Linked DNA regions of Homo sapiens: regions 1, 2, 3 and 4 are each linked to region 5. The links are chromatin loops, found by intact Hi-C in ENCODE. Cell type or tissue: dorsolateral prefrontal cortex. All regions are shown on one strand. Region 1 overlaps LOC105374235 (a long non-coding RNA gene). Region 2 overlaps LINC00578 (long intergenic non-protein coding RNA 578). Region 3 holds the start of LOC105374235 (a long non-coding RNA gene). Region 4 has its middle 14 kb from the start of LINC02015. Region 5 overlaps TBL1XR1 (TBL1X/Y related 1).

The links. A loop is a pair of places that touch in the nucleus more often than their neighbours do. Peaks named below come from ENCODE experiments on the same cell type or tissue, not always from the same donor. Only the 100,000 strongest peaks of a DNase experiment are listed, where the experiment ranks them.
Region 1: a loop joins it to region 5, with 3 times the contacts of the local background. A loop is called at or near these places in 47 of 110 quality-filtered maps.
Region 2: it touches region 5 in a loop (2.9-fold over the local background); 12 of 110 quality-filtered maps call a loop at or near these places.
Region 3: a loop joins it to region 5, with 4 times the contacts of the local background. A loop is called at or near these places in 52 of 110 quality-filtered maps.
Region 4: a loop joins it to region 5, with 3 times the contacts of the local background. A loop is called at or near these places in 4 of 110 quality-filtered maps.

What each region holds. Positions count from the first base shown.
Region 1 is chr3:178,323,382-178,328,381 of GRCh38, forward strand. The region is part of intron 2 of LOC105374235 (a long non-coding RNA gene); the gene reads right to left. Among named protein-coding and RNA genes, the nearest start is that of LINC01014, 93 kb to the right of the region's middle. In dorsolateral prefrontal cortex, a CTCF peak has its summit at 2,232; no DNase peak of the experiment used is centred here.
Region 2 is chr3:177,463,121-177,468,120 of GRCh38, forward strand. All of the region lies in intron 1 of LINC00578 (long intergenic non-protein coding RNA 578), which reads left to right. Among named protein-coding and RNA genes, the nearest start is that of LINC00578, 24 kb to the left of the region's middle. In dorsolateral prefrontal cortex, no CTCF peak of the experiment used is centred here; no DNase peak of the experiment used is centred here; H3K27ac peaks cover 258 bases.
Region 3 is chr3:178,383,387-178,388,386 of GRCh38, forward strand. It overlaps LOC105374235 (a long non-coding RNA gene), which reads right to left and starts at 1,907. Exons shown (of 11, transcript NR_188692.1): 1 at 1,821-1,907. In dorsolateral prefrontal cortex, CTCF peaks have their summits at 1,137, 2,156 (motif pointing left) and 2,355; a DNase peak (open chromatin) is centred at 2,168; H3K27ac peaks cover 1,921 bases.
Region 4 is chr3:177,800,828-177,805,827 of GRCh38, forward strand. No RefSeq gene overlaps it. Among named protein-coding and RNA genes, the nearest start is that of LINC02015, 14 kb to the right of the region's middle. In dorsolateral prefrontal cortex, a CTCF peak has its summit at 1,992; no DNase peak of the experiment used is centred here; H3K27ac peaks cover 1,427 bases.
Region 5 is chr3:177,048,706-177,053,705 of GRCh38, forward strand. TBL1XR1 (TBL1X/Y related 1) reads right to left here. Exons shown (of 16, transcript NM_024665.7): 5 at 2,799-3,021; 6 at 1,773-1,905; 7 at 1,292-1,433. Among named protein-coding and RNA genes, the nearest start is that of TBL1XR1-AS1, 14 kb to the left of the region's middle. In dorsolateral prefrontal cortex, CTCF peaks have their summits at 2,237 (motif pointing right) and 3,509; a DNase peak (open chromatin) is centred at 2,903; H3K4me3 peaks cover 1,260 bases; H3K27ac peaks cover 5,000 bases.

The sequences.
Region 1 (5,000 bases), 1.3 Mb after region 5:
TTTTTTATATATTGTCAATACCTGCTTTTGCACAAGGGCAGAGTTGAGTAGTTGTGACAGATAACAAACAATACACAAAAGAAACAATGTAAATAACCATTTCAAGGCTCAACCAAATGTAAGGCTCAATAAATGCAACATTGTTAGTCTTTTATTTTTCAAGAAAATACTTGGACTATCATGATAATGACAAAAAAGAGATTCCACACCCAAAACTTAGTCATATGTTGTTATAGGAGGTAAGTACCTCCCAAAAGACCCATAGACAAAAATATAGCTTTTTTTTTTTTTTTTTTTGAGACGGAGTCTCGCTCTGTCACCCAAGCTGGAGTGCAGTGGGTGATCTCTGCTCACTGCAACCTCCACTCCCAGGTTCAAGCGATTGTCCTGCCTCAGCCTCCTGAGTAGCTGCGATTACAGGCACCCACCACCACGCCCGGCTAATTTTTGTACTTTTAGTAGAGATGGGGTTTCATTATGTTGGTCAGGCTGGTCTCGAACCCCTGATCTCGTGATCTGCCTGCCTTGGCTTCCCAAAGTGCTGGGATTACAGGTGTGAGCCACCACGCCCTGCCAAAAATACAGCATTTCTTATATTAAGAGAGTAGACTAGACTGATTCACTATAGCTATATTTTATGACATTATACCAATCAAACATTCAGAGTCTTAATTTCTCCAAGAAAAAAACTGTGATGCCTGGTCCAAACTTGAATAAGCACACGGAAACATAAAGACTCAGATTAGTTGCAAACATTAAAATCTTAGAACTCTTTTTATTTACTGCTATATATATATAAAATATATTAGTTTTACAAACATTTATAATTTTATGCTCAAGTATTGCTTTAGGCAAGGTGCCAGTTTATGGAATGCCTGCTGTCCCATGCTAAGGAGTTTGGTTTTATCTGATGGTGATGGGGAGCTACTGAAGACTTTCAAATATAAGATCAATATGTGGGTTATCATAAATAAAGTGTCAGGTGATGAACAGTAGTCCAAGAAGACTACCAGTGTATAGACAGAAGGAGAATAAAATGACACCAAAGAAAGGGGATTAGGAAGTTCAAGATAAATGATTTAATTGCCGTGGCAAGTGCAACGAAAAGTCCTATAAATCAAGGATTTAAAAATATCCATGGATTGGTCATTTAGAAGGTTATCGGTGACTCAGCAAGGCAAGGTTCAGAGGAGTGGTAAGGCCAAACATTAGACTGAAATAAACTGAAGAGTGAATTAGAAGAAATTATAGACTGTTCTTGTCAGAGATTTGGAGGAACAGAGCAGAGAGATCGAACAGTTGCTTAATCAAGACGCAAACACAGTATTTGTTTGTTTGTTTGTTTCTTTTCCCTTTTTGGGGTAAGAAATGTTCAAACATGTTTATTGGCTGAGGAGAATGAACGGGTGGGGAGGTGAGGGTGGATTGGCTGAGGAGAATGAACAGGGGTGGGGAGGTGAGAGTGGGGGAAAATGAAAGATATTAGTTGAAGAAGCAGAATATCTAATGGAGCAAATCTTGGCAGGAGTGAGAGGAGATGTGGCCTCAGACATGGTCAGGGTTTGGATTTAAACAAAAAGTGAGGCATCCTTTCTTCTGGTACTGAGAGGAAGGCAATGAATTTGATGGCAGATATAAACTAGCTTGTGGAGTTACATGTAAGAAAGATTTGGAGGATATTATAGCTATGACCTTGGTTTTCTAGATGAAAGAGGCAAGGTAATTAGCTAAGCATGAAAAGGTAGGGGTTGAATATGGATTTTAATAGACCAGTGATTTTTTATAAAGTGTAGATACCCCAAATGTAGAGACAGGTATTTCCTTTCTTTATTTTCCTATCACTGTCATTTAAGCATGATAGAAGCACTTCTAGAATCTGCATATAAATATTTGTTCCCACTCTATCTGATACTTCATGATGGCTTTCTTTTGTTTTGCATTTTTCTTGTATTATTTCCAACATTCTACTGGTTATATATTGTTGTTCCCCAGATTAGATAACTTTGAAGAAATATTTTGTGCCCCTAATTCATCTACCAACCTCAATCATTGTTTAATTCTCCCTGGACTTTCTGTTTTGGATTATCTTCATTTTACAAGTACTTTTCTGTGGTTAGAGATTTCTTTTTTTCTGTTTTATGTGAGATTTGTTTTAAGGACTTTGTTTTTAAGATCTTATCATGGAAGAAAAAAGATTTTCATTTTTAACGTTATACTGGCCTCTAGAGTAGAAAATGTTGAATATCACCAACAAAGGAAAACAGCATGATAACTGGCATGGAAAAGATTTGTTTTTAAAACTCCATTCATTCTCATTAGGGGAGTACTCATTTAGAGGAGCATTCTTTTACTTGAATACATAATTAAAATAAATAATTGTATTTTCATATACGGCATCACGGGAAAAAATGTGAAGAGACTATATAGTCTTAGCCACAGTATAATATTTTTGGAACAAGATGGGCTGAGAAGGCATAACATTCTATTTCACATTTACATCATGATCTTTCTCTAAAGGAAGTCAAGGTCTTAAATAAAACACAGAAGAAAAATTGTCCAATTTTTTTTTAGACATATCAAGAAAGGTAGAAAGGTGGGGAGTTATGAAGGTCAAAAGGCATCAAGATTGAATAAGAAAGAGAGTCAGGGAGTGACAAATTAGATAGGAGAACATTTTTTTGCCACCATTCCTCCCTATTCCACAGCTTATTAGTAAACAATTAAAGATCCAGAAGGCTGTCTATAATTTGCAACTTGAATTTCCTGAATTCCAGTTCAGCATCTTCATTGCATAATATAGCTTCTCCTACTAGGAAGATAAGTGATAGAAGAACCACCAAGTTTCTCACTGACCATGAGTGGTGGTCCTAATCACAAGGAAAAGGGACACCAGACATGGAACTTGAGCTTCATGGTGCTCTGTGAAAACATCACTTTAAGGTACTAGCACCAGTCACAAGCTTTCTGAATTCAGCTGCCAGATAAAGACCCCTTTCCTAGAAAGCCACCAGGTCATAAAGAGATTATAGAAGTGTCTGATAGAGTACTTCTATACCAGATGCCTCTGGAATAGAGCAGAAAATTCCAAGTATATTTAGCTGACAGGGTCAGAACATGTCATCTTAGTATACCAAGCACGTTCACATACTCTTCTAATTTAGGTTTCTCAACCATCCAGGAAAAAAAGCATAGATATCCCTTTTTTTTAAACAAATAAATGTTCAGGGGAGTTAAATAATATAGGCTTCACACTGATGTGAAATAGCAAAACTGGCATCTGAACTCATGTTGTCTCATTTTAAGCCCTATTTCCCACCCTTCCTTCAGCACTGAGTATTCCTCATTGACTTCACCTCTTCACTACTTGGGCAAGGCTTATGATTAATGATGGTTTGTATGGTAGGAAGTTTTTCTTTCATAAACAACTTTCATATTTACTGGGTTTGAAACTAGCCTTTAGAAGAACTCCTAAACCACTGGGTTATAAATTGGTCTTGATGAGATAAAGGAATGATTACCAGTATTAAGTCATTTCCCATAGGTATACCCCAAGGCTGTTCCAGAAGCTTGGCAGTAGGCAGCTAACCTTTGAAAATGATGTCAGACTCAAAATGAGGCGTAATTTTGAAGTATATTTCACTTAAATAGAACCCTAGACTGAGCGTCCTCTTTCTGTCTCTCCAACCATAAAATGCCATGCCATTCATATCCATGCACCGAGGTTGTTGTCTATCATACATACATGTATATTTTGGAATCATTTATTTGCATCTTCAGATTAGGCAGCTATGGATGCAGGACCATATCAGGCATGACCAGAAGTGGGTGATGTGTTTATTTTGACTCTCCATTTATACTTTCTATCCTTTTCTTTCATATTAATACCACCTAAGTTCTTAATAATAAACAATGCATTCTAATCTTGACCTCCAAAAGATAATCTCACAGAAGTTTCAATTTACAGTAAAATGTAAATGGCAGACAAAAACATCAGCTTCTACTCACTCCAGAAGAATATATATTTTACAAGTATCAAGTCTTTTACACAAAATAGGAAAAAATCCATCGTAGTGATTGTGGATTTTCCTACAAAGATGACAAATCTTATTGCCATCTTCTACAATGTAGCCTCTTTCCCATTATCCCAACAAGGAGCAAAAACTCTATTCCCAAAAAAATGTCCAGAAGGAGAAAAAGTTTGTTTACTAAACTAAGAGTTAGAAGGAAGAGAAAGATAAGAAACCTCCATTCATCCCCTATGACTTTAGGAAAAAAAGAGAGCAACTTCATGTGTATTGAGTTTCCATTACATATTATTCACTATAATAACTCTCTTTTATGTACTATCTGATTTATTTCATATCACTCAAGAGTTTCTTAAAACTCATGATAGAGGTAATTCATTACCACTGTAATTTTTAAGAAACACGCAGTTTTGAATGTCAGAGTTGAAAGTGGAACTCAAGATTTTTAAGCCAACTGCATTTTCACCAGCGCCACCTGTATATGAACTAGTAGGTATTTCTGTTGATACTCTTGGATCTAAAAAACTTTCTCAGCACTACCTCCCAGTGTACTGTCTCTAGATTCAAACTGCGTGGGCTCAATCTCAGCTATACCATTAACTAGCAGTGTGACTGTAGTCCAGCTATTTAACTCTGCTGAGCTCAATTTCCTTATTTGCCAGAAAGATATGATAATAGTACCTACATTGTTAGGATTATTGTGAAGATTAATTGAACTAAACTACATGAAATGCCTAGCACAGCGGCTCAATAGCTGTTCAGATATTATTGCCATTACTGACTAGGTCAGAGGTGGTCATTTTTGCTTCTTGCATGTCAGCTCTGATTGAGCATTTCGGGAACATTGTGCTGAGAAGAATTCAGAGAAGACCTCTGTAGAGAGAGTACTGTGCCTGATTTGTCCCTAAGAGCAGGATGGGCCTAAGGGAACCAAGTGTGCAGCAAATAGGCTATTCTGGACCTAGGTGAAAGCCA
Region 2 (5,000 bases), 410 kb after region 5:
TGAAAGGGCATGAGTAGCAGTGGAAAAGAAAGTATCCTCCTTGATTACTAGGAGTCTACATTAATTATTTCTTTTCATCTCCATGAAACCTCTCTGATACGTAGGTTCCCATTTTTCAGATAAGCAAAGTGGAGAGGATGAATTAACGTCCGTCATTACTCTGCTAATGGGATGCGTGCTTATAAAGTCACTATTAGCTAGGCATGGTGGTATGCACCTACAGTCCCAGCTACTTGGGAGGATGAGGTGGGAGAATTTCTTAAACCCAGGAGGTCAAGGCTGCAGTGAAAACAAACCCAATTTTCCTCCTCACCAAATACACAATAAATTGTTGGCACATTTTGTTGGCTATGTCAGGGCAAATGGCCAGAGAGATCATTGCCAGGTGCCGTAGCAGGTGTCTGGCCCCTTATTACCCATGGTATTCCAGGGCAGCACGCTTCCATCTAGCAGGGTTGGGAATCCATCTCTGTGGGGAGAACTAGATTCTGGGAGCAGCAGCCCATCTTCTAGCAAGATCAGGGGCTGGGATTTTATTTTATTTCTTCTTACTTTTTTGAGACAGGGAGGGCCTCACTCTGTTGCCCAGGCTAGAGTGCAGTGGTACAATCATAACAGTCACAGATAGTGTTTTGGTTAAAAATCAAAACAGAACAAAGTAAACTACAACAAAACCACATTCATCTATAGCCAAAAAAGAGTTTGAGAATAATTGAATTTTTCTTTGGGTTTCCAGAATGCCTCAAAGAGGAATCCTCAACTTTTTGTGATCTCCCCCACTTTTCTTGCCCTGTACTGGCTTGAGCTCCAAGCATCTCATCAGCCCCAGCCCTAGCTCGTGGGCCTCTATTTTCATCTCCCGGCCCCATCATGACTCTGCATTCCAAAGCCCGAAGTCACTGGTCTCAAAGAGATAGACTTTCCTTGGATTTAAGGGGAAAGAAGACTAGGAAGAAGCTGTTTCAATGAGTGAGTTGGGGGAGGCTGTGCAAATTCCTGCATTATTAATTTCGTTACAACCTACTTGACCTACTTTTGAGTGGCGCTATGATTCTGACTCAGATCTCGCTCTCAGATCTGTGTGTTTTGCCCCTCACCATTCTACCTGGGGAGAGCAGTGAAATAACTTGGAAAAAGACTGAGGTTTTCTCTTATTATCCCAGGTTCTGACTTCTTGATTTCTACTATCCTAAAACTTATATGTAACACCTATCACATAATTAATCACCGAATGATGTGTAATAATAGCCCGATTCTCTCATTATTTCCCGTGTTTGACTTAGGTCAACACAGCACATCACTATTCCCTCCCTCTCAGGTACCCTTTTCCTGCTTTGTCCTCTGGTGAATGCCTGCTCATCCCTCAGAGCCCAGCTGATGTGTTTTCTTCTCTGCTATGCCTTCTCTAGGGCTTTGCAGGATTCTGTGAACATATTTTTAGTGTCAGCTTATCACAGTGTGTTGTAATTGTTGTTTACCCATTTGCCAACCCCAGGAAAGTTTGAGTTTCTCTAGGGCAGGGGCCATGCCTTGTCCATCTATTCTCCCTCCAGTGCCCAGCATGGCTTCTGTCACTTAGTAGGTGCTCAATAAACATTTTTTAAATGAGTAAAAAACATGAATGACTTGGTTTTTCCTGTGTGTAGCAGAGGGCTATGCACTGAACAGGATGCTGAGTAGTATGAACTGATTGATTGATTGATGTGAGAGTAGGAGGGAGACACCGTAAGTCCTGGAAAAGGGAATGGCATTATGAAATTCATGTTTCAGGAGAATGGATGTGGCAGTAAGATCTGTTACTTGAGACTTTCAGACCTTGGAATAATTGCCTGTGTTTTGACATTCTTCTGTAACGTTGGGGAAATAAATGGAACTAATGGGAAAAAAACTCTTCTAGGACATTCTCAGATGTAGCTAATATTGACTCAGCAAAACAAGACTTCGGAAAGGATCCTGGCACATTTCCTTGCTCCCCAAGGTTCTGGGAGTAATTTCCTTGTGCGTGGTCTCCCTTCTGCTTTCTACGTTTACCCACAGTTGTTAGTGCTCTCCACAACTCAAGTAAGATTTAGAATAGGATCTGATCTTCCTTATATTTACCACTCTACCAATTTTTCTTCATAGGAAATTGGATCTTGTACGATTGGCTCACATTTGATGTATAAGATTTTCAACCACCCCGTAAGGACTTAACTTGTTATTCAAGAATGAAATATTCTCTGGTCTACAGGACTCATATTTGGAATCTCCAAACCCGGATTGCTACTGCCTGGATCAGCCCAGCACAAGTCCTGCCAACCTCTGTCTTGGCATGCGCTTGAGTTCTGTGTGTTCTCACATGAAAGCAGAGTTTATAGATGTTCAAACAGAGAGAGCTGAGAGTCAGTGATGCTAAATGGTTACTTAAGGTCACACAGCTCTAGGAGAAAGCCCCAGATCTTAAAAACACATTTCAGGAGAATCTGGAAAGAGGAAGACCATTTAGAAAATGGTGAGGTTGGAATTATTTAGGACCATTTATAACTAAGGAGGGAGTGTGCTCCACATGTGCTGAATGACACTAAGCCACTGACATAATTTGAGAAATTTCTGGGACTTAAAAATTTTTGTTTCATGACATACAGAAAGGTAACAGAATCAACTTTCTGTTGGGCAGGAATTTAAGATGTAGTTGGTTCCATGTAAGTGGCTGTAATTTCCACAGTTTTGAGTTAGGCCCTTCTGGTGTTTTGTAGCTGGGTATCGCTACCTGCAACTGCACAGCCTTCTGTAGATTAAAACATTAATATGAACCATTCATGATCTTGAGTTCCAATTTTAAATTTCATTTGTCTGAGTACTAATTTATAAAGATGAAAAAAATTCAATGTGGGTAATCCAGCTTTTCATTATGTATTAGTTGCATGCTGGGAAAGAAAGATACAGCAAAGACCCTGCCCTCAAGGAACTCACAGTTAGAGGAAGGGCGAGAAACCTCATCAGTCATGGTGGTGACAGAAACATGGAAGTAGTCCACCCTAGAAACCTGGGAAGTGATACCTTATGTGTTGAAGGATGTGTTAAGAATGACTTGAATTAAAGAAAGATGCAAAGAATACAGCATGGACAAGAACACTGAGTTGTAAACAGATGTTATTTCAATATGAGTCATCAACCAAATTAACATCGGCGGAGATATTTTCTCTATCTCAGAGTAGAAGTTTTAGTGCATTTCTAATTACATATTTTACATGTTTGTGAAGACCAGTTTTTCCCATTTTTAGATCTCTGGTTGACTTTGCTGTTGCTCTTCCTGGTTCCCTTCCTTAACGTCTGCTGTTCATATTTAGATGTGCACTATCATTTGGATTTCAACAAGGAAAAAGATAAAGATTACATCGATTAAATTATCATCCTGAAAAAGACGCTTAAGGAGGCAGTTTGGTTCACAGATTCATGTAAATCCAATGCATGGAAATGATGTACAACAATCTCTCATGTGAAAAGTCAATTGGAAAGTGATAAAGTTCAGGCTTTGCCCCTGGTATTTAGTTATTTGAATTTTGTGGCAAAACTCCCCCAAACTCATATTCTAGTAAGTTGAGTGTGACTATTTTAATACTAGCAGTCACAATTTTAGGGAGACTCAAGAATTTTGGATTCAGAGAGGTGTGCGTTTTAACTCACTGCTGTGTTTTATTTATTTATTTATTTATTTATTTATTTATTTATTTATTTATTTATTTTTGCGACAGAGTCTGTCTGTGTCGCCCAGGCTGGAGTGCAGTGGCGCCATCTCAGCTCACTGCAACCTCCACAACCAGGGTTCAAGTAATTCTCCTGCCTCAGCCTCACAAGTAGCTGGGACTACAGGTGTGCGCCACCATGCCCAGCTAATTTTTTTTGTATTTTTAGTAGATACGGGGTTTCACCAAGTTGGCCAGGATGGTCTTGATCTCCTGACCTCGTGATCTGCCCACCTTGGCCTCCCAAAGTGGTGGGATTACAGACGTGAGCCACTGCACCCGGTCACTCACTGCTGTTTTTACTTTGAGCTAGTAACTTAACTTCTTTGAGCTTCAATTTCTCCATTCACAGAATGGAAGAGAAATATCCAAGTGCTATTTTGGGATAAAATAAAAAACATTTAGTAATGCTAAGTACAGGACCTGGAACATAGTAGGTGCTGAATAAATAACTGTTATTATTATTATTTTGCTACCTTCATTCCCTCCACAATATCATATTGCCTGGGGATTCAATATGTGACATTCAGAGTCCAACTTCATAGTCTGAGGTGCAAATTAACTGCCAGAGTGATTGAGAGCGTAAAAGATCAGCTCCTCTATTTGTCAGTAGGAGTACAAAGTCTAGAAGTCCAATTGGCCTTCTGCAACTCCTTCCCTGTTATACACTCAGAGAGCTCCTGAGTTTCTTGGGGAGAGTCTAGTCCAGCTCTGCTCTGTTGTGATGTGCTGTGCTGGTGGTTGTGAATGACAGTGAATGCTAGCATGAATAAATTGAGTGTGAAGTGGAGATGGTGAATGCGGTTCCCAGCTCTTAAGGTGGCAGTAGCTGTTTGGGTGGTATTGCCCCTACACCAGCTTTCACACTTTTGTTGGCTACCAGTTCCTTAGTGTACCTGGCACTTCTCTCACCAAAGAAGAGAGGGGAACAACCAACCAAACAAACCCAATTTTACTCCTCACCAAATACACAATAAATTGTTGGCACATTTTGTTGGCTATGTCAGGGCAAATGGCCAGAGAGATCATTGCCAGGTGCCGTAGCAGGTGTCTGGCCCCTTATTACCCATAGTATTCCAGGGCAGCACGCTTCCATCTAGCAGGGTTGGGAATCCATCTCTGCGGGGAGAACTAGATTCTGGGAGCAGCAGCCCATCTTCTAGCAAGATCAGGGGCTGGGATTTTATTTTATTTCTTCTTACTTTTTTGAGACAGGGAGGGCCTCACTCTGTTGCCCAGGCTAGAGTGCAGCGGTACAATCATAACTCACTGCAG
Region 3 (5,000 bases), 1.3 Mb after region 5:
TCCTATGCGTGGGATGCACAATTGAGAGAAAGAGGGAGAGAGGCAGCTGATCTTCCCTAGTGCCCCTAGCATAGTAGTCGGGAGGTCAGGCAATTTCCTAAACTCAATGTACTATCATAGCAATAACTCAATCCATAACTCCTTCCTTATTATTCTATATTTCGCACTAGAAAAAAAATGGCACTTCTCTGGACTGGCTATATTGTTTACAGGAACTAATACCCTGTTCTTAGGGTCTTCCCAATGCAAAATTGGAAAAAGTATAGAAAAACATTCTCCTGGTATTTTATTACTAAATCTTTAGATATACATCTTAATTTTTGGATGCTTCTATTTCTCTCACAGCCCCAGAAATCCAGCGTTTCTTAGGACTTTCGCTATCCTGAGCAATCTACCAAAACCACCTTCTCTAAGAAGAACCCTATGTACTTCCCTGTTTTGGTCATCTTTTCCATAGAAAGAGGAAAATAAATGAGTTCATACTAAGACATTAATGATAGTAATTTGATAAATGGACTTCTCTGTTAATGGCAAAGCTATTTCTTTTATGAGTCTCTTATTGGTTCATTTCAGATATCAGTGACAGGCTGCAAGGGAAAATATTTGGAAATGGTTAGTCTTACTAGAAACTGCTACCCCTAAACCTCACCATAACATTAATTAGATGGATATTTTTAAGTCTAGCATCCTAGATTTAGATTAATAATTTGTCTATATTGCTTTTAAAATGAAGAATTACATTTTAAATGCTTAGACTATTAAACTGAAATATTGTCTGAATAAAAATAATAAACTGTCATTGACAAATAACCACTTCTACTTTCAACATGTCAGAGAAAACTGTAAAAGACAGAGAAAAGAGACTGGATACTGTGGAAGTTTCCCAGTGGGTCCAAAGGAAATAAAATGTCCCCTTTTCCTGAGCCCATTTAAGCCTTGCTTACATTAACTTTTAGAAAATGCACGGAGAAAATATTTCAGAGAAGGGTCTTACTGGGATAAATTCGTATATTTCTTGGAACTCTGGTAGCCCATGAACGACAGCATATGTTAGTGTTAACCTTGTGTTACATTTCTGAACCAGTGTCCAGCTCAGCCTCTGAGGCCATCTGCTTTCAGCGCTGAAAATAACCAGAGATGACTGAATTCTTGGAACACATTTTTCCTACTGTTTTATTAGAAAAACATTTCCACCCTAATCAATCTCTGTGTTTTACCTCAAGCATATATTTGATGAACATCCTAGGTTTGGTTCTTTACTACACACAGTAGACTTTATATCCCCAGGAAAGCAATATTTGACGTTGGAGAAGTTTCAGTGCACATGCAATGGAATCCTATAAAGTCTCATTTGCTTTGCTCTCTGCTCTCAGGAGGAAAAGGGACATGTACTAAATGAAACCACAAGAGCAGGGAGATAAAGGAGCCCGTGTGCTGGTATTTTCCCTGCATTAATGCTTTCAGCATCCTCCTCACTCATTTAGATGTTCTAGTTATATATTTTTTCCCATATCCCATCTATTGTGTTTTCTTCCCTCTTTAGATGGCTCTTTGTGGCTCTCCTGATTGTCTGTATCTGACGGCTGAGGCACATAATCTAAAATGTGTGCTCAGATAAATGGTGAAAACAGAACATCTGAAAACACGAAAGTATTCCTGGCTGACTTATGATTCAAATAGGATCTTCTTTGTCCCAATTAAGCAAGCCTACTTGAACAAAGATAGCTAAAACATTGTTTTCACACAGACATTTTTAAAAATGTATCAAATAAAGCAGAATAAAAGGACATAGAGGATGATATGGGAAGAACATTACTTACTAAGTCATTGCCTTTAGAAATCTTGAAGACATGTATTGAATTGCTTTGTTTCTGAACTGGATGGAAGCTCTGCAAAAATCCTCCTGTGACTTCTTTCATAGCCTTCATTCAGTTTTATATTGTTCTGAAGGTCCAGGCAGGGAGGATATGTAATTGGACATTTGGTGAATGCAGAGGAGTGAAATTGTGTCCAAAGTTATTAGCTTATCTTAGTTTGAAGAGCAAGGAGAACATTTTATTTCATCTAACTTTTTATAGCAATCAATTAATCCTGTTTCAAGGATAACAACAGAATGTCTTTATTCATTCTCATGGAAACATTGACATCTAGTGGGTCACTGCATTAATGCAGGCCAGCTCAAAAGCTGGGGGAAATTCTCAAATCTTTGTGATGCTCAGTGTGGTACGCTCTCTTTGATTAATTTGGCCCATTGATCTCACTAGGTAGCTGCTGTTGATAATTGTGTATTTTTAAAAAATGATTCAAAGAAAGCTGTAGAAAACAAAATGAACATATCTCACCTATAGCTTTCATGTATGTTATAAATAAATTCTTAAGGACTATTTTACTTGAAGATCTAATTCGTGTTTGTAGGAATCAAAACTCATAATGGTTCACTGAGTTTTACTAATGATAGAAGCTATCTATTCGTGTTAGGAGACCTGCAGAGCCTGGCACAGTAGTTCCCAAACTTTTAAAATTCATAGATGACTTCGATAAACAGTATGAATACTCGGCCAGGAAATTTTATATTTGAGCAGCCACACTAAATTTTGCACACAACCTCAAGGAGTGCATAAAACATTTGAAGGTCAGGCTGTAAAAAACAAACAAAACCTGAACTAGTAATAGTGATAGGAAACTCTTGGAAACTCTTTTATTTATTTATTTATTTATTTATTTATTTATTTATTTATTTATTTATTTATTTATTTATTTTTGAGATGGAGTCTCGCGCTGCTGCCCAGGCTGGAGTGCAGTGGCGCGATCTCGGCTCACTGCAAGCTCCGCCTCCCTTGTTCAAGTGATTCTCCTGCCTCAGCCTCCGGAGTAGCTGAGACTACAGGCGACCCCACCATGCCCGTTTAATTTTTGTATTTTTAGTAGAGACGGGGTTTCCCCATGTTTGCCAGGATGGTCTCCATCTCTTGACCTTGTGATCCCCGCCTGCCTCGGCCTCCCAAAGTGCTGAGATTACAGGCGTGAGCCACTATGCCCGGCCGATAGCAAACTCTGTCATACCACTTACTACGTGTCAGGTACTGTTTTAAGTGCTGTTCATGTATGAGCTCATTTAACCCTCCCAACTCTTCTAAGAAGTAGCTATTATTCTTCACCGTTTCCACAGAAAAAGAAACAGAAACACAGAGACATAAAAATATTGGCTTAAAGCCACACAGTCCCTAGCAGGTAGAGTTAAGACTCAAACCTAGGTAGGCTGGCCCCAAATTCTATGTTCTGTCACACTGCCCAAAGCCTTCAGAGATGGCTAGACAGGCAGATGGAAACCTTAGACACTGGTTTCACTATGGCCAGTCTCTTTAAGCAATCTCTTCAGACTACTGTAATTACTTTCTATCCACCATTGCCTAGAATTGTGTTGCAACAAATAGACATGCATTATCTAATGAGAGGATAAGAAAACAGGCAGAGAAATACGGCAATGTGTTTTGGGCCCCTTAAAATGGAGATACAATGCAAATTTGCATTACTAGGACTGGCAAGTCCTGTAGTCTTAGGCTGACAGCCACTGGAAATAAAAATGACCCACACATCGATCACAAAAACACTGAACTTGAGCAAATATTGTCAGTTCTGGGGTGGCAGGAGATGTGATAGATCTTCTTTGTGTTATAAGACCTTTAATCTTTCACCTTCATACTTTGTACTTCAAAAAGTCCCTTCAAAGCAAACTTTCCTGTGGTCACATTAGAAGAGAAGAGTTACAGCATCTGCTCCCTAGTATGCAATCCTCCTGGAGTGCAATGGTAATGAGGTTAGGGAGAAGTGTTCAAGTACATACTAGGTTACTGCCATCCAAGATGTCCCAGCTGGATCATCCTACTCACATCCTCCCCCAGAGTCTGCTGGGAGACTAAAGAAAAGGGCTGTTGGACAGCCAGAAACCTTTCTGAGTAGTGTCTCTCCCTTAAACCCCTAAACACTTGGCTGCGATAAAGAATCTCCTTTTGAATCCATTTCTAGATGGCAAGAGAGGGAGTGGAAGGCCATTTCCGCCTCTTTGAAAAGACCTGTTTATTTCCAAGGAACCATTTATAAATATGAGAGTCTCTCAATTACCTTTTTCATACAATTTTCCTTTGAAATGGATATGGTGAAAACTTGAAAAGCATTCTTTTTGAATTCTAGGAAGTTTTCCCTTTCTCACCTTTGGCACAAATATTTAACCAAGCTAAGAATCATAATTGCTCTTTCACAAATGAAACTGGGTTTGTTAACACAGAATTTCTGATGCAGATGAAGAGAAAGAGAAGTGAACATCCACGGATGGTAAAACATTTTCTCCAGAGTATCCTGACGAATCCGAAAGAAAGGCACACGTGTTTTCCAATTAAGAAAATGCCTGCCGAGCAATGGGTAATGCCATATGTTTGAGTCTCTTAAATGGAAATGAATGGTCAAAAGCTTTTTGCTAAAAAAGAAAAGAAAGGGGGTTGCTATTGCTTTTGTGGCCTGGTAATCCAAACTTCTGAAATCTCGTCACTTCATTTCTGTGAACGCCACTATTATCTTAAGTGCACTTGGACTATTTAATATTGATGTCCTAATTGTATAATTAATACAAGCAAATTTACCCTTCTCTACTTTGCCCTTAAAAATACCATTTTTCTCATTCAAAAAGAGAACTCAGTAGATTCCCAGCATAGTTTTCAGTGATTTAATCTTCTGTGATAAAGTCCTGTGCTTTGTACTTCACCGCTGGACTATCAATGTCTCCTCACAAACCCTTGAGGGATGAAATCAAAAGGCTTTTGAGATTCAGAATAGACTCCATCTACTGCCTCACCATTTCCTTATTCTTTTCTGAGCGATATGAAAGACTTGCTCAATAAATGTTAAATGAATAATAAAGGTCAGAGGAAGGTCATAATTTCTTTTGAAAGAGGCACATTTTCTTAAGCCCATCAAATTGAAATTTTCTAACTACAGGGGAAATA
Region 4 (5,000 bases), 750 kb after region 5:
GTCAGTGGGAGTATAAATTAGCCCAACCACGGTAGACAGCAGTTTGGAGATTTCTCAAAGAAATACAAGTTGAACTACCATTCGAGCCAACAATCCCATTACTGGGTATATTCCCAAAGGAAAAGAAATTGTTCCACTACAATGACACACACACCTTATGTCCATCACAGGACTATTCACAATAGCAAAAACATGGAATCGACCCAAGTGCCCAAGAACAGTGAATTGGATAAAAAAAAAAAGTGGTACATATATACCATGAAACACTACACAGCCATAAAAAAGAAGGAAATCATGTCCTTTGCAGCAACATGGATGCAGCTGGAGGCTAAGTGAACTAACACAAAAACAGAAAACCAAATATGGCATGTTCTCACTTATACGTGGGAGGTAAGCATAGGGTACTCATGGATATAAAGATGGAAACTATAGACATTGGGGACTATTAGAGGGTGGAGAGAGGGAGGGGGACACAGGCTGAAAAACTACCTATCGGGTATTATGCTCACTACTTGGGTGATGGGGTCAGTCCTACCCTAAACCATAAACCTACATATGCACCCCTTGATTCTAAAATAAACATTGAAAAAGGAAAAAAAAAAAGGAGAAACTCACTCTCTTGTAATAGAATCAGATATAACTAAAGTGCAGAGTGGTCAGTGCTATAATAAAAGCATTTTTTAAATGCACTGAGGAGATAATCCAAAGAGTGATTAATTCTGCCCTGGGGAATGTGGGAGAGAAGAAGTCGAAAAGACAACAAAGCACTTTGGGAGGCCGAGGTGGGTGGATCACCTGAGGTCAGGAGTTCAAGACCAGCCTGGCCAACATGGCAAAACCCTGTCTCTACTAAAAATACAAAAATTAGCCAGGCATGGTGGCATGCGCCTGTAAAAGCAGCTACTCGAGACGCTGAGCCAGGAGAATCACTGGAACCCGGGAGGCGGAGGTTGCAGTGAGCTGAGACTGCACCATTGCACTCCAGCCTGGGCAAAAAGAGCAAAACTCCATCTCAAACAAAAACAAAAACAAACAACAACAACAAACATATAAAACCCCACCAAAATATCATGACATTTGAGCAGTGGGTCTTGAAATAATAATATGATGCATACCTGAGTCATTTCTTAGTCTAAATGGCGAGGCTCACAATTTTTTAAAGAAATTATTTGACTCTAATTATCCTTTTTAAACTTTCCTCCCATTAGTCTACCCTAGGATATCAGGATAAGTAATTTTGCACTCTCCTTGGTGTTCACATCTTTTAAGTGTTTATAGATTGTTTCATGCTTTATCATCAGTTTGCCAAGCCCACCTAGCTTAGTGCCTTTCAATTCTTCTCCTGTGCCAGCTGCCTTTCTTCCATTCATGAGTGCAGCCTGTTCCTGACTTTCCAGCCCACATGACGCTGCTATATATTCTGAAAACAGATGTTCAGAAGCAGCCCTTTTCTAAATCTGAATATAAACAATTCCCTGGTATAGGGTTTCCTACCTTTCCAATGATTCCTGCCAGCTTAGTTCATTTGCACATTTCATTCCCAATCTATTTATCCCAATGTAATAGCTTAGTCACCAAGCTCTCATGCTAAATAAGAGCTCTTCAAATGCCAACCTGAACTCCTCCCAGTATGACTTGCTATCCATTTATTTTCATTCGTTTACAGTCTATTCAACCTTTCAGCTGGCTTTTCAACCATGAGATAGTGTCCATATAGATGTCAATTTTTATTAAGCTCCTAACTAATTTTAAAGCACTACACAAGCTGTTTTTCTGAAGTTCTGTACATCTGCTACTCTGCACTCCCACGTTCCTTAATGGTGTAATTCTCTAGAAATGACCTATCAAATATGATGAAGCTCATTGCTCATGATCTGCATTTTATGCCTCTTCTTTTCTCTTCCTGACCCAGGTCTGTGTGCTGGGACCACAATGACACTTAGTGGTCAGGCTAGAATGTTGGCTGGCCTAACGAGCCACTGTTATTCTTCACCAACTGTGGTGACTCCGTGGGGCACAATATTTTTAAAACTCTCTTTCCCCAAGATTCTCACCAGCCTAGAAATTGGCTGGCGTTCTGCTATTATTCTCATCTGAGAGCAATCAGTGAAGAGGTTTCAAGTACAGAGGCACAGTACATCACCTCCTTGAACTGCCAGCTTTGATTTAAGGACGAGAAAATCTTGAGCAGCCAAACAGAGCTCAAGGTTGAATTGTTTTACAAAAGTCTGACAATTTTGCCCAAATGCATCAATTTCTTTGATAGCATCAAATGATATTAACATGGCACACTATTTAAATTACAACCCCCAATATTCCTGACCTCCTTTTTCTGCTTTTTCTATTTAGCATTAGTCCCATGTGATATACTTTATATTATACCTACGTTTTATTTTTCTGTCTTTGCCTCCCCCCCTTTAATGTAAGCTCCATGAGGGAAGGGATTTTCCTCATGACTGTTTTCCTTTATGTTCAGTACCCAAAAAGGTGCCTTGAACATAGGAATTTCACAGTAGGTGTTGGATGGCTGAATGTATGAAGGAATGATTTTATATACAGTGCACATCAGCTTAATAAATTATTCTTTTTCTCTACTAGGCTCAGTCCACTTTTTTCTGTTTCTACTGATATACTGCCTTTTCTCTTCCTCATCTCTAATATACATTTGAATACTTCCTCCATATTTGTTACCTCTTGGAAACTTTTCTTGAACCACCGCAGGGAGGTCTACTCCCCTTAGTTCTCAATTTATGTTTATGTTGTTCAGTTTTTGAGGACAGCAACTCTTTCACATGAGGCTACCTTCTTTTCCAAATGCCTTAATATGCTGGGTGGTAAATGCTGCCAGAATTGTTATTTCTGCCACATCAGCACATGTGTCACGGGAAGAAAAACACTGTTTGGTTTCCAGATTTGAAGAGCAAAATGTGTATTATGCAAAATGGCGCTTTGTCTTTAACGGGAGTAGTTCCAGTTTTAAATCCCAGCTGCCTTTACCATCTATTTGACCCTAAATAGTTGTTAAAACCTTCTGATCCCTAATGCCTTCATCTATAAGATGAAGTTAATAATATTAATACCTTCCTTGCAGGGTGAATGTGGGGCCTGGGGCTAATATGTATCAAACCCCAGGCTTGACAGATAAGACATTACCACTAACTGGCTATTATTAGTGTTGTTGTTGTTGTTATTGCTACTGTTACTATTACTGTATCATTCCTCCTTCCTCTGATTTACCACCTATACTGTGCAGGAATCTCCACTTCAGTAGAAAAAATACATTCAGCTATTTCAATTTGGGATTAAATTTTCCATCCATTCGTTTATTCAACAAGCATTTTTTGAGAGCCTAGCATGTGCCAAGTACAACACTGATTGCAAGGAATACAAAAATGAATACACATTAGTCCCTGCACCTTCATAGCTTTCAGTCTGTGGAATTTATTTACTTATTCAGCGGAATAGTTCAACAAATATTTAGCGAGCATTGATTGAGTCCCAGCTGCAGTTATGGGGACCAGGAATACATGAGTGAAAAAAGAAGATGGGGATTACTTTCTAGTGGAAGGAGATGGAAAATAAACATAAATACATAAATAAGTGAATTCTGTAGTATGCTACAATGTGATAAGGGCTAGTGACACCTAGTGAAGCAGAGGAAAACGGACCCGGGGTGTTAAGTTGGTGGAGGGGGGGTTCAGGGGCCAGGGGATTTGCAATTTTTAAGTAAGGTGGTAAAGGCAGACTTTCCTGGGAATGTGACATTTGAGCAAAGACTCAAGGAAATGAAGAAATGAGCCACATGGATATCTGGGGGAAGAACATTTCAGCAGAGGGAATATGAGCAGAGCAGGGAGCAGGGGGCTGTTGTAACAGAGGGCTGCTTTAAAATGCCGTGGCATGGGAATGCAGGGTGCAGGAAAGAGAGATGTAGAAGCGGGGATCTTGGTTGCGTTTTCCACTGACCAAGTCTTAGTCATTTTCTATTATTCCTATGACTGAACTGCCTAGGTTCCTCCCTTGGCTAGAAAGGCTAGATCTGGGAACAATGAATGGAGAATGCGTGATGTGTCTGCTGACTACACCTAATCATCCACTTCCAAGGCTTTTTTTTTTTTTTTCTCACCTCTATGACTCTAGGATCCTTTATTTCAGTGGTTTTTGTACGCGACAGAAGAATGTTGCCGCCAGAAGTCTGAATTAAGACCCCGCGGACATGGAAGATCCCCTTTTGACTTTCTGGTTGTAGTCCCATGAGTCAAATGACAAAAAAAAGAGGTGGTGGTATTGGGAAAGGTTTCTGTGGTTGCCTAGGACAATAGGCCTGATATTTCAGGGAACATCTTTGTATTGGGAGGCATAGATGAAATGTTAGAATTTCCGTGGAGGCCAGGAGCGGGGCGGTGGCTCATGCCTGTAATCCCAGCACTTTGGGAGGCCCAGGCAGGTGGATCACGAGGTCAGAAGTTCAAGACCAGCCTGGCCAAGATGGTGAAATCCTCTCTGTACTAAAAATACAAAAAATAGCCGAGTGTGGTGGCAGGCACCTGTAATCCCAGTTACTTTGGAGACTGAGGCAGGAGAATCGCTTGAACCTGGGAGGTGGAGGTTGTAGGGAGTTGAGATCACGCCACTGCACTCCAGCCTGGGCAACAAGAGCAAAACTCCGTCTAAAAAAAAAAAAAAAAAAAAAAGAATTTCCCTGGAATCCCTATGCAGACTTTCATATCAGTAGTAAAGTTTATCTAATGGGGAGATCAGACTTCCTTGTCACCAGCCATTCAGTCTTTCTTCTTCAAGGGCTCTGACGGTCCAGTCAAACCACTAGTTTCTCCTCATAAACGTGTGGCTTCTTACCCCAACCAACTCCCCTTTCACGCAAAGTAGACGCAGATGACCTTGAAGTTCTGTATACCATGAATCTTTCTCTTCTGTGGTGTTTACAGTCACAGCTGAGTACCACTACTCGCCAATTCAGATTATTGTGCAAAGTTCACCAA
Region 5 (5,000 bases):
CTCTTGCTTTAGCCATGGAAAAGAATCATTAATCGAGGATAATGTTTTCCAAGTTCACCGTGAATAACACATTTTTTAAAAGCCCACACTTTTCAAAACTATAAAATGCAGTTCAGAACTACCAAGCTCAACAAACCAATATTCATTAACCATCCTTTTCAGTGTAAACTATAAATTTCATTAACATGGCCAGTGGACCAGGTAGCGTAAGAAAGCTGTAAGATATCTGAACTAAAATATAATAAGGGCCCATATTAAGAAAATAATTCTGTCTTGATCTTACAAGTAAATAATACTACAATGTGCTAAACCCCTTTGGAATTTTTAGAATTGTCATATGGAGGGGAAGAGTAAATATGCTGCTGGCAATTTTGGAAGAAAATGCTAAAAATACCTAGCTATGATTTCTGAAAAAACATTTCACAGAAACTGAGAACTTTAGTGGGGATAATCATTTTAAAGATAGATCTCATTCCCGGGGAAAAGAATTGGAAGATCCTTTAGAAAGTCCACAAAGGGTTGTTAAACAGAAGAGAAAAGAACATTCATTTGCTGAGCAAAGAACAACTATCTTGATATTCTTTGCAATGCTGAAATAATCTAAGAGTTTTGGGGGAGGGGCAGGGGGTAGCGGAGCGAGGTAAGAGATGTATTTAAAACTATAATGGTGAGAATTTATCAACAACGAAGTCAAAGTTTTTTGTAAGTCACAGTAGTCAAGTTGTCCTGAAAGATGTTGAATCATACACAGAATCAGAGAATTACAAGATTCCTACAGTGGGAATAAAATTCAGACGTTGTCTAGACTAATGATCCCTAAAAGGAAATTGGTAATAAAGTTCTACCAGTTCACAGAATACAGAGAAAAACAAGAACATGTTTTTTGCTACACAGAATTCTTTTATCCCCTAAGGACTCGGTTGTTATAGATTTAGTATGTTGTTTGTTATTATGGTAAGAATTTTCACCTATTATCTCAAATATTTAGGTACCATTTTCACACTTCTACTTGACATTTAAAGAAAATGAAGTACAGAGTAAAAAGTAACAATTTAACCAAGGATATGCTGTGGGATACACTGAAGAGCTGGATGTTGAACCTTGGTCTGACTAAGGCAAGTCTGTGTCCCACAGTGGGGGAGAGGGCTGGCAGGGGACGACTCCCGGTTTGTTGTTACTAGTTAATAAAACCCCAAATTCTGAACAAATAGACAAACCCTGCCGTGAGTATGAGGCTCTGAGGGTTAGGTATACTAGTAATTATATCCATCATGGATATAGTGATACTCACATTCCAATCTAGAGATGTGACATCCTTGTTGCTTGGAACATCTTGCCCTCCTTCTCGTATACAATGTCTAAGTACTAACTGTGTAGAGCCACTGGTGCTGTTCTCACTAAGATTCCATATTCTTGCTGTTGAGTCTCCAGACCTATAAAAGTATGCAATATATTTTAGATCCTCATGACATTCTCACGTATCAGAACAAGGCAACATATTTACATCTGAATATTAATAAGGCAAATAAAAACGACTATCACGAATTTTCATTTCCAGTATTTTTCCCATTCTACACGTTGGGACCCCCAAGCATTCTCGAAATAGTAAGTTTAATTAAAAATTCTACAATTACTTCATGAAGGAATAAAAAATTTACAGAGACAAAATGGCCACAACTAAGCAACAACAGAAAACCTGAATAATGCATATGTTTATAAAATGTTCAATAAGATATTTTTAAGTCATTTTAGTATCACTTTGAGAAACATACCCTGATGCTAGGAGATCACTAACAGGGTTCCAGGCACAGATAAAAACTTCAGATTCATGGCCCCGCAACACAACAGCTTTATTAGGAGGGATTTCAACATCCCCATCCACTTCCATCATATCAGTATGATTATCTGCATCGTGAAACACAAGTAAGCATTTCCAGTTAGGCAGTATTACAACATGGTGGATGGGTGATTTCTTAACTAGCAAATACCTTCCTTTATCGCACACAGTGTAACATTTTTCAATTATATCCAGTTAAGCTGAACATGACTACACAGTCTTAGTCACACAGAAAATAAATTCTTATCTTTAATTAAGTATTGACCACATACTTTTTTTTTAGAGGGGTGGGGGTGGGAGTGGGATGGGAGACTTTAAATGATTAGACCTAAACATGGATAAAACGATAAAATGGTTTGAATTAAATATAATGTCTATCAGTACTATTCTGAGTTTCTGCCAGTAGGGGTTGCTGATATCATTCATATAACATGAGTTGCCTTTTATCTCGATGTCAGAGCTCTATGGTTATTTGTTGATAACTAGTATTACAAATTTTATTTAGAAATCAAATGTAGATGTAAAAATTCATTTAACAATGGGAAAAGGGTTTCTAGATATTTTAAAAAGAAAATAAAAGTAAATCTAGCTTTTTGGAGCTTTAGGAATAAAAATCTGAATTGAACTGTGTGATACAAGTTAGGGAAACAAGTTGGTGCAAGTTAACAGATGAAATTATTTCAGCATAGAAGATGGGGCATTTCTTCTGAGAAAAAATTTTTAAAAATTCTTGTCTCCTGGGACCTTCCTGGGGGGTGGAGGGTGGGAGGAAGAGGAGGATCAGAAAAAATAACTATTGGGCACTAGGCTTAGTACCTGGGTGATGAAATAGTCTGTACAACAAACCCCTGTGATATGAGTTCATCTATATAACAAACCTGCACATGTACCCCGAATTAAAAGTTTAAAAAAATAAATAAATAAACCATGTAATTAAAAAAAAATTCTTGTCTGAGCTCACTTGCTATAGTATGTGCTCCATTCTCCTCCCCATTTGCTGTGTTTTCTCCATTTTTTGCAGATCCTTGTTGGCTGGCTGCAGCTGCGGCAGCTGCAGCAGCTGCTGCCTGTTGCTGTGCAAGCTTATCTCTATAAGCTTGTTGTCTTGTTTGTACTACATCAGGCATTACGGCATCTATCAGGGACAGAGACTCTATTGGTCGACCATCAAACAAGGTACCATCCTGGATTTGGAAAATTGTGAGAGAAGAAAAATCAAAGGCAATATTTAAAGTTATTTGTATTTATACAAAATCAGAAATGAAATGAAAATCTTCGTTCCTAAAAAAACATTTTTAGGAACTTTCTGAATTCATATAAGAAGTCCGGAGGGAATAAAGAAACTACAAGCAGCAACTGGAAATGACTGCTTACATTTTCCTTTTCATTTAATTCATACTATTATTACAGTATAGAGCTGTACAGATAGAGCTGAAATGAAAGAGATAATAAGATGTAGGCCGAGCTGATAAAAAGGCTTATTAATTAGATTCTGAAATTCTGTTAGTCAAAGCAACAAACAATATGGAATATAGTTCATATAATGATCAGAGGCCTGGTGCCCCATTATAGTAAATACATCTTTTAAAAAACTAAAAACTTTGAGCTGAAGAGTTTCTTGTGATTTGATTCAAATATTAAAGCAGAAACAGACTTCATGGGGCTATAGTGCTCTTGAATATTAGGGAGTTATTAAAATTTCCAAAGCTCTACTTATTGATATTAGGAAGTTCCTAATAAAGAGTTCTCCAAGTAAGCACAAGAAGAGACACAAACACAGAACAAGTCAGAAATACAAACAGTACAAATTAGCTGGGAACATGCATATGTGAAGTCTGGTTCACTTAAACTGGTAAACATGTACCAGTGACAATCTACAGTGTTATTGCAGGGTACTGTGAGCTGCAAAAACACAGCCTGTCTTTCTAAACTGTCCATTGTAATGTAATATTTCAGGAACAGGAGAAAGTATTTTAACTTATAAATAATTTTTAAGATACTAAACCCAACACAGATACACTGTGGAATAAGCGCCATGTCAAATTTACACACATTTTAAGAAAAAATTTAGTTTTGCGTTACTGGATGGTCACTCAAAGAGCTGAGGAAACAAACAAATCCATTTTAGTATATTATGTAATTTCTAATTCTAGTAATAATCATTGATACAGAAATCATAGATACTTCAGTTTAAAAATACTCGCAAAAGGGGAACATGTTAATCTCTGAAATAGAAGTAATGGGAAAAGCTCCTCACTATAGATAAAAATTTTAAACTAGGCTGGGCGTGGTGGCTCATGCCTGTAATTCCAGCACTTTGGGAGGCCGAGGTGGGCAGATTACCTGAGGTCAGGAGTCAAGACCAGCCTGGCCAACATGGGGAAACCCTGTCTCTACAAAAATTCAAAAATTAGCTGGGCATGGTGGTGGGTGCCTATAATCCCAGCTGCTAAGGAGGCAGAGGCAGGACAATCGCTTGAACCCAGGAGGCGGAGGTTGCAGTGAGCTGAGATTGTGCCACCACACTCCAGCCTGGGCAACAGAGCGAGATTCCGTCACACACAAAACAAAACAAAACAAAAAACAAAAACAACATTTTAAACTAGACCGGGGTTTACAACCTTTTTCTGTAAAAGAGTAGACAGTAAATATTAATTTAGGCTCTGCAGGCCATAAGGTCTCTGTCTCAACTACTATTATGCCATAAGTAGCCATGGACAATATGTAAATGCATGTGGCTATGTTCCAATCAAACTTTATTGAGAAAAACAGGGAGGAGCATTTGGCTAATGGGCCACAGTATGCTGACCCCTAAGCCAAACAAACTACTCACATGTAGTCCTTAGATAGGCAGTACCATCCAGAGTTGGCTTCAATTACAAACTGGTTTAAATTTGGGTATATTCAAATAACGTGAGAATTTACAATTTTCAGGCCAATAATTATGATCTTAGCATTCCACAGCACAATGCTGTTGTGTTAATAAAAATTCTTTATTAGTGTTTACTTACACAAACAGATTAAGGCAAACAAACTACAGATAATGGTCCTTACAACTAGGCGCCAACACCTTGCCGGTGCAACCTGACTACCACATTAGGGATGAACTGCCTGCACTTTTGTTAACCCTGTGAAGCTAAAGTCAGAATACTGAATAAGCAAG